Regions from separate parts of the Homo sapiens genome. Here region 2 is linked to region 1. The links are chromatin loops, found by intact Hi-C in ENCODE. Cell type or tissue: dorsolateral prefrontal cortex. All regions are shown on one strand. Each heading gives the region's core, and the rest is flanking DNA. Links, peaks and the distances in the headings are about the cores only.

The links. Hi-C counts contacts between places; a loop is a spot of excess contacts. Peaks named below come from ENCODE experiments on the same cell type or tissue, not always from the same donor. Only the 100,000 strongest peaks of a DNase experiment are listed, where the experiment ranks them.
Region 2: a loop joins it to region 1, with 2.3 times the contacts of the local background. A loop is called at or near these places in 1 of 110 quality-filtered maps.

The regions. Positions count from the first base shown.
Region 1 is chr5:173,335,680-173,340,066 of GRCh38, reverse strand. No RefSeq gene overlaps it. Among named protein-coding and RNA genes, the nearest start is that of STC2, 9.5 kb to the right of the region's middle. In dorsolateral prefrontal cortex, for the core only: no CTCF peak of the experiment used is centred there; no DNase peak of the experiment used is centred there.
Region 2 is chr5:173,410,378-173,414,764 of GRCh38, reverse strand. All of the region lies in intron 1 of LOC105377732 (a long non-coding RNA gene), which reads right to left. Among named protein-coding and RNA genes, the nearest start is that of MIR8056, 65 kb to the right of the region's middle. RefSeq lists an enhancer at 1,648-2,149. In dorsolateral prefrontal cortex, for the core only: no CTCF peak of the experiment used is centred there; a DNase peak (open chromatin) is centred at 2,139.

The DNA of each region.
Region 1 (4,387 bases), core at 168-4,167:
CCTCTTAAAAGCCCCACTTCTCAATCCTGCTACATTGGGGATTACATTTCAACATGAGTTTTGGAGGGGACATACATTCCCACCACAGTGCCAACCCATTTTCCATTATTTGAACAGGCCAACTTATCCCAGCCCCAGGGCCTCTGCACTTGCACTGCTTTTCCCTGGCTGGCTTTTTTGTGTCTTTCAAGTTCCTGGAGAAATGACCCCAGTTCAGTCATTGCCTGACCACCCTGACTAGCATAGGACCTTAGTCACGTCCCTTTTCTTGTTACTTGATTGGCTGCATGTGACCAGCTGGTTTGTCCATCTAAGTCAACCTGTGTCCCCCAAATCCCCACACAGCACCCAGCACATCAAAGGTACTCATCAGCTGTTTGTTGATAAATGACTGAGCTATGAGGCTCTGGCCTCCACTAGTCCCGCTGGAGAGCCACACTGCTGCAGGTAAAAGGAGAAAGGGTGACACTCAACAGGGCCATCACCATTAGCTTGGCCCATGTTCAGAAGTTTCTCCATCAGCGAGCCGGCTCAAGCAAGTCCTCCTAAGGAAACACAAGTCAGTGAAGAACTTGACAAATGGATCCCACGGCTGGTCAAAAGACGGTCACACTCTAAAATATGCACGACCAGATTTCGTGCACCGCTCAAGTTTTATCTTTGACCGTACTTATGGAAACATTATTCAAGAACATCGTGAACACACAAAAATAAATCTTTAAAAATACCATTTGGACGACATACACATACCAATGAAAGATTTTCTCTTTCTACTACAGCAGCCCATTAAGGCGTTTTCAAAGAGCAAATGTGGTAAGTTACTGCACACAGTAACCCGCAAATAAAAACGTACCCAGTTACGACCCACACAGCTTCCTCACAAATCAAAGCCACCCCAATCTCCAAGTCTAGATGGAGCCACCCAACCGGGGGGAACGGGGGAACAGCTCACTGACTCTGTTTCCTTGCTTCCTGCCTTCTGAGGATTTGAAGACAGTGCCCAAAGGAACAGAAAGTCACAACTCTTACTGAGACTCAGATTCCTGTCACAGAATGGCCACAGCCACTACCCCCTGCTTTGATCAGTGAGGGAATCAATGGCTATGCAGTGCCTGCCAGGCGCCAAACACTGAGCAACATTTGCGACACATGATCACATTTAACCCCATGACAACCTATAAAGTACATAGTGTTATTCCTGTGCCTATGTTGACCCGATTGAAGCTCAGAGAGGTTAAGTAATCTGGTCATGGTCACACAGCTAATCCACATCAAGGCTGAGACTCGAATCCCTCGACACCTAGCTCCAAGCCCCTACCCTTCCCACCCACACCAAAGCCATCCCCACTTGCGCACCCCATAGATCATCTCTCCTTGCCCTCGAACCTTTCCCCATGTGGCTGCCATCAGCAAACTGAAGTCAAGGGCCTAACATCTTCCTCTTTTCTGTCTTCCCTAAACACCCACCACATGCTGGGCCTCCAGTGCTCACCGTATGGGAATGGCTTGGCCAGGCTGAGCTGTGCTGATCCATGGCCACCTCCCTCTGCCCCGCCTCGCTTTTCTTCTGCCTCCCCCAAGGGAACTGTTTTCTTCTTTTTTTTTCTTCATCAATTATAAGCCTTCTTGCTTTAGTTTAGTGTGCCTAATTTATCTTGTTACCCACATCTTTTTGTTGATAACCTTGCCAAAAAACAAGAATAATTTAAATATGTTCTTTGTCTTTCTTTTAGTTTATAATCCTACCTTTGTTTCTTTTCATTTGTTCCCTCTGAGCCCTTTCTTCTAGTTATATTTTTATCTCTCCCTAGTTCTTCTGCCTTTCTCGAGGTTTTAAGATCTTAGGGAGAAAATATATACATACGCACATATATATGGCTTAGCCTATATATATATATATATATATATATATATATATATATATATATATATACACGTGCAAACTAAGCTCAGTTTGATCAGCATCAAAATGAAAGTGTTTTGCAACATGATTCGTCATCCTTATTGTTCACTGGTAAAGGTGGAGAAAATGGGTCATGACTTCTAAAACCATAATAAAATACAAAGATCTGGGGATTTGAATACCCAGGTTCAAATTTGGACTTAGAGCCTTCCAGCTGTGTGGGCCTCAGACAAGAATCTCTGTGCTCGAGGTTTTAATCTGTAAAATGGGAATAATCATTCTACTCCCTTCCAAGGTTGTAGAGAGGTCTAAAGGGGCCATGTCTACAAAAGCACTTTTAACCTATAAATAATCTCCGCATAAAGCAGTATGGAATGAGGAAGTGCTACAAGAGTAAGGAGGATCTGAATTGTCTATTGTACATCTCACCTGAATGGCCTGCTCATCCCTTGCTTTCGACACCTTCCTCTGCAAACTGGGCTCCCCCTCTCTGAGTCCCAGTTCCGCAAACGGAACTAGGGGCCTTTTGTCATCCAACACACACACACACAACCACACACACACAGGCGCACATACACACATTTAAAGCTGTGTGTCAACCATTGTAGTGGGTGCTGGGGATTGGACGTTGAACATGGCAGGCAACGTCCTCTCCATCAGGGAATTTATCATTCATTTTGGGTAGGAGAAGGAATAAGGCAAGAAACCATTAAAACAAATAAATAAACAAGGTAATAACTGGGCGAGACCTCTGATTTGCAGGAACAGCCTACATTAAGACCCTAAAGCAGGGGGAAAAGCTTGGCTAATTTGCAGTAAAGAAAAAAGGCACCAGGGCCAGGCACAGCGACTCACGCCTATAATCCCAGCACTTTGGGAGGCCAAGGCGGGCGGATCACGAGGTCAGGAGATTGAGACTATCCTAGCTAACATGGTGAAACCCCATCTCTACCAAAAATACAAAAAATTAGCCGGGTGTGGTGGCGGGCGCCTGTAGTCCCAGCTAGTCTGGAGGCTGAGGCAGGAGAATGGTGTTAACCCGGGAGGCGGAGCTTGCAGTGAGCCGAGATCACGCCACTGCACTCCAGCCTGGGCGACAGAGCGAGACTCCATCTCAAAAAAAAAAAAATTTAAAAAAATGCAACCTTAGCCGGGCGTGGTAGTGCATGCCTGTAATCCCAGCTACTCAGGAGGCTGAGGCAGGAGAATCATTTGAACCCGGGAGGCAGAGGTTGTAGTGAGCCAAGATCACACCACTGCACTCCAGCCTGGGCAACAAGAGCGAAACTCCATCTCAAAAAAAAGAAAGAAAAAAAAAAGGCACCAGAAGGGAATGAGGAAATGAGAGAGTAGGTTCCATGAGATCTGCACACCAGCAGGGCCAGATCTCCCAGGGCCTTCCATGTGGACAGGAGTGGATTTTATTCCAAGGAGGCCTCTGGAGTTAAGCAAGTGAGAGGTATGATTTGGTTTGGGGGCTTTTCGTTTGGTGGTTTGGTTTTTTTTTTTTTTAATCATTATTAATCTGGCTACATATGATGCAGAGAATTTGGATTGGAGAGAGTATTGGCAAGTGAAAGTGGACACAAGAAACCAGCTGGTTAACCCGGCAGTGGTTCAAGACAGAGTTAACTGAGGCTTGGAGGGTGGAAATGGGAAGAGGAAAACAGCAAGAATTGATGGTGAGTTTCATGCCGAGGTGTGAAGGAAAGGAGGATACCAAACATCACTCCTGGGGTCTTTGCTGGAGATGGGGGATGGCGAAGGAGGGGTGGGAAAGGTGTTATAGGACAGGAGGGAGGGAAAGGTGACAAGGGGATAATCAAAGAGAGGCTTTAAACTGCCATCGTTTTTCTCACTTACGCTTTCTGTGCGAAACTTGGTTATCATGCCAGTTTGTCCCTACACGCTCCTCAAAATCACCTCTTCCTTCCCATTTCCAATTTACCACCTGACTTCTCAATGGGTCCCTGACTCAGGGGTCTCCCCTCCAATCCATCTGCAGTTCCCACGTCCTCAGGACTTCCTGGAACAATGCACTCTCCTTTATTGTTTAAGAGGTTTGCGCTGGGCTTTCTGTTACTTGCAGATGAAGCCAGATATACCAAGTCCTGGGGTCTAACCCCAGTCAAGGTTCCAACTGTGGGTCCTCTCCTCCCCGAAACACGGTCCCTCCTAGCCATGCCAAATCACCCAGCTTCTGCAACATGCTGCTTGCTCGCTCCTCTAGGCCTCTGCGTGTGTTGGTCCATCTGCCTGGATTCTTCTTTCTCCTCTTCTCCATCCTCGAAATGCCACCCTCCAATTCTCCAGGATCCAATTTCTACTTTTTTAAGTGAGTATAAAAACTAACATTTTTCATCGTTGACACCTTTCCCATGTCCCTCACCCATTCTCCTGGTTCATCTGTATCGTAACTCCTGCCATGTGATGCTATAAAAATTACTGCTTCCTCCCTCTGGATTGCTACCACAATAAGGGCAG
Region 2 (4,387 bases), core at 152-4,151, 75 kb before region 1:
GATTAGTTCAGGGATGTGCATGTGACCCAGTCAGAGTGCCTTCCATGGCCCTTGCTGAAGACCTAAAAGCAAAGCACAGTTGACCCTTGAACAACGCAGGGGTTGGGGCTCTGACAGCCCATGCAGTGGAAAATGTACACGTAACTTTTGGCTTACCAGAAACTTAACTACCAATAGCCTACTGTTAACTGGAAGCCTTACCATTAACATAAATAGTTGAATTAGCACATATTTTTTATGTTCTATGTATTATACACCGTTTTCTGTTTTTTGTTTTTTGAGACAGAGTCTCACTCTTGTCTCCCAGGCTGGAGTGCAGTGGTGCCATCTCAGCTCACTGCAACCTCCGCCTCCCGGATTCAAGTGATTCTCCTGCCTCAGCCTCCCGAGTATCTGGGATTACCAGCAGGCGCCACCACACCTGGCTAATTTTTGTACTTTTGGTAGAGATGGGGTTTCACCATGTTAGCCAGGCTGGTCTTGAACTCCTGACCTCAGGTGATCTGCCCGCCTTGGCCTCCCAAAATGCTGGGACTACAGGCGTGAGCCACTGTGCTCGGCCTACACCGTATTCTTACAATAAAGTAAGCTAGAGAAAAGAAAATGTCATTAAGAAAATCACAAGGAAGAGAAAATATATTTACTGTTTTTTAAGTGGAAGTGGATCATCACAAAGGTCTTCATCACCTTCACATCAAGTAGGCTGAAGAAGAGGGAGGGGTTCGTCCTGCTGTCTCCCAGGTGACACAGGCAAAAGAGGTGGAGGAGGTGGAAGGAGAGGCAGAAGAGGCAGGCACGCTCGGTGGAACTTTTAGTTTTTTAAATCCACATGTAAGTGGACCCGCACTGTTCAAACCCATGTTGTTCAAGGGTCACCTCTACTCTCTTTTTCCACTGTTGGCGGCCATCCCCCCACCATGAGGTGAACACCAGCCTGAGGACAGAGCCAACAGAGAGGGAAGCAGAGGCAGGAAACAGAGCCCCTGCTACACCATCTGGACACCTGAGTGCAGCCATGCCTGAAGCCAGCCTGCCCTTGTCCTGCTCAGTGTGATGAGCTCATTGTGCTTAGGTCAGTTTTCTTAGATGCAGTTAATACAGGGGCCCTGGAGATACAGACCTGGGTGTTCTCTAGACTCATCCACATGGGGAAGAAGTCTGCCCATGGGCTCTCAGCCAGAACGCATGTGGTGAAGTTTTGTGACCAGAAAAAAAACTCCTGGAGCAGAGAGTGTCCCTGCTTCATCCAATGTCCCCTCCACACCAACCCCCCCACCATCCCCTCACCCAGGAAAGTGTATTTGCTGTTGCCGGTACCCATCCCCCACCTTCCATGTGTTTTGTTCCAAAAGTCTGAACCTGAGAGAAGCGTTTGGGAGTTGACAGTCCTCTGGGGTGGCCCTCAGCCAATGCCTGACGATCCCGGGGTATGAAAGCCCAGCTCTCTACCAGCCCTGAGTAGTAGCTAACACTCCAGAGTCCCCTGCAGGATCAGACTGAAGCGACCCTCATGGGCCTCCGGCTGAGGCGTCCCTTGGCTTCTTCCCCTGCCCTGTGCTGCTTCCCATTCCTCGCTGTTTCCCTGGAAGCACTTCCTCCACACATCAGCCGCGTGCAAATCCTCATCTCTCTGCAGAACATGTCTTAAGAAAGGAGCTGCAAACAGGCGAAGCCAGGTGGGCTCTGAGCATCCCCCCCACAGCCCGGGGCTGGTGTGCCTGCAGGTCACCTTTCCCAACCCGTGCTTTCCATCTCACTCCGAAGACAACATACAACCACGCGGGCTCTTCTTCCCTCCTCTCCCGGCAGCCCCAAAGCGGGGAATGAGCTGTCTCCGGGATATCCACCACCACCCAGAGTGGCCACCGGGGCCAAGCTGGCTCCCTGCCCAGGGGAAAAACAGCCACATGCCATGGGTCATTCAGGCATGCAATTCCTCATCCCGGCTCTGAACCTGGCCCCTAGGCCTGCCTACACCATGCTCGTGGACTCCTCCCCTCATCAAGCTTGCCTTTGTCTCACCACACTGCCTCTGGAATCTCCAACAGTCACCAACTCAACTCCCGTGGTTCACTGACCCAGAGCTCTAATAGGCAGCTCTCCAGACCCATCTTGGATCGGCCCCATAGTGCATGTGCCAGGACCACACAATGGGCGCCCGGCTTCTTCTGTTCCCGGGGGCACGGGCAAACTGTATAGTTATTCTGCTACCACTAGCTAAGCATTGACTCAGAACTCAGAGGGAAAAGGAGCCTCTCACCTCTTGGTGGTGGTCCCTCTCCTGCTCCTTCTCCACAAGAAGTGTGTAAACCTTGTGACCACACTGAATGGGCACTGCTGTTTTTGTCTGCCCAGAAGCCACTCCCTCTTCTACCAGTAAGAACACCCCAGACCGTGTCATTCTGAAGACTCCAAGGGTGAGCGGGTGGTCGAAGTCTGGCCAATCAGAGTACAACAAAATAAATAAATAAAACTCTCGCCACAGTGATTGGTTTGGGAGGCCCGTGAGCACAACCAGGCTGGTGAGACTTGATTGTTTGACATGGGATTGTTTGAAGGGAGCGAGATGCTTTCCTTCTCCTGGATGTGAGGCTGGAAGCAGGTAAGCTTGGAGATGCCAGGAGCCCCCGTGGGAGAGTCTGTCCAAGGGAGAAGTCAGTACGTTCTCTTCTCTGTTATTGTTGGGATGCTGCTGCTGTTGTTTTTCTTTGCTTTTCTGCTTAAGCCGGTGTGAACTGAGTTTTTTTCCTGTCACTTGCAAACAAACGCATAGTGACTAAGAGAAATTCCAATGGCCAGCAAGGTGTGATGGAAAAAGTACAAGAGAAGTCACTGCCTCTAGCCCCAGCTCTGCTACTAATTTGACATATGACTTTGCTCAAGGCCTTCAACATCTAAAACAAAGGCAGTGGGTATATGATGCATAGATCTCTTCCCAAGCTTTGAGAAGAACATGCTAGGTTTGTCTTCACCTTCCTTTCAATGGAATCCTCTTTTGAGGCCCAGTTCAAATCACCAGAATGCCTGCCCTCCCTGGAACCCTAGGGAAGCCCTCTCTCCCTGCTTTGAACTCCTGCAGCATTTATTCACCTGTGCACTTATTGGTTCTTATACCACCTTCATATGTTCATGCATGTGTGGTGTGTCCCTCAAAACTCAAGAGTGGCTAAGCTTGTTGCACTTCACCATAATCCAGGCACTATGCTAAATCCATTACGTGCCAGCTCCTATGTGGTCCTCACCTCCATCTTGCAGGTGGAAGACAGTTATTAGCTCAGTCTCTCCACCGTAGAGGTGAAGACATGGAAGCTTGAAGGAAACAAGTCACTTGGCAGAGGTCACCAGGCTAGGTGCGCCAGGACAGGGATTCTTGAAGATGACAAACTTCTGCATCATACCGCTCTGCTTCACAGACACGGCCCTGGCACAGGGCTGCTTGTTCTATATTGCTTCCTTCCGGACACCTGCCAATGGATTTGTCTGTGGTGAACAGATCTCCAGAAGATGCAGTTCCAGCAAAAGGAAGGGTCAAATAGCATTTGGGGCTGCCTCTCCCAGCAGCCCAGGTCTGTGAGTTGGTGGGGGAAGCATCCCAAGGAACATGCCACTTGCCTCCCAGCTTTGCCTGCTCTGCCCAGACTGCATCCCCTCCACACAGAGCCCCATTCACCATCTGGCCAGGAGGTGAGGCGTCATCCAGGGAGTTCTGAGGCCACACTCTGGAGCTGGAGGGCGGCTGGCTAACAGACGAGCAATTCACCCCTGCAGCAGAAGAAATCCAGTCCCAATCAAGAGCTCTCACTGTCCATCCATGACCAAAACAACCCGCACCCGTTCACTGAACCCTGAGCTGGGCCCAAACATTAATTTTGTTACCAAACACAGTGGAACAAACCAAAGTGTTTTTTTCCAGAAAAAAAAAAAAAAAATAGTAGACCAGCTTGAACCTGAGCTGAACCCGTATATTTTCTAAAACTACTGAACAGGAACAAAAATCAGATGCCAAAATGTTCTGCAAATGAAACCAGCCTTTCACTCTATCCAACTTCTTGATTTGGAAAGCAAATCAGGCAGGCGCAGAGGGAAGAGGAGCATTTGACTTCCCTCGAGTGGAGTGTGTAATCCTGTTCTAAGGAACACCGTGTGAAGGTTGGAGACTGGCTTCTGTTCAATGTGGTGGGAAAAAATGTTATTTTTATTTTAACCTTCCATAAAGATGAATCAGAAAATTTCAGAGCATTTAGTTCCTGTGGTGTTGATGAAAGCATTTCAAGGATTGATCCATTATAATAATACATCCTGAAACTATCAGCTGAAAGGACAGGGCCTTGGGTCCTGGCCCCACTGCCTGAGTGGCCTTAGGCATCTTAGAGGGGCTGGGGTCACC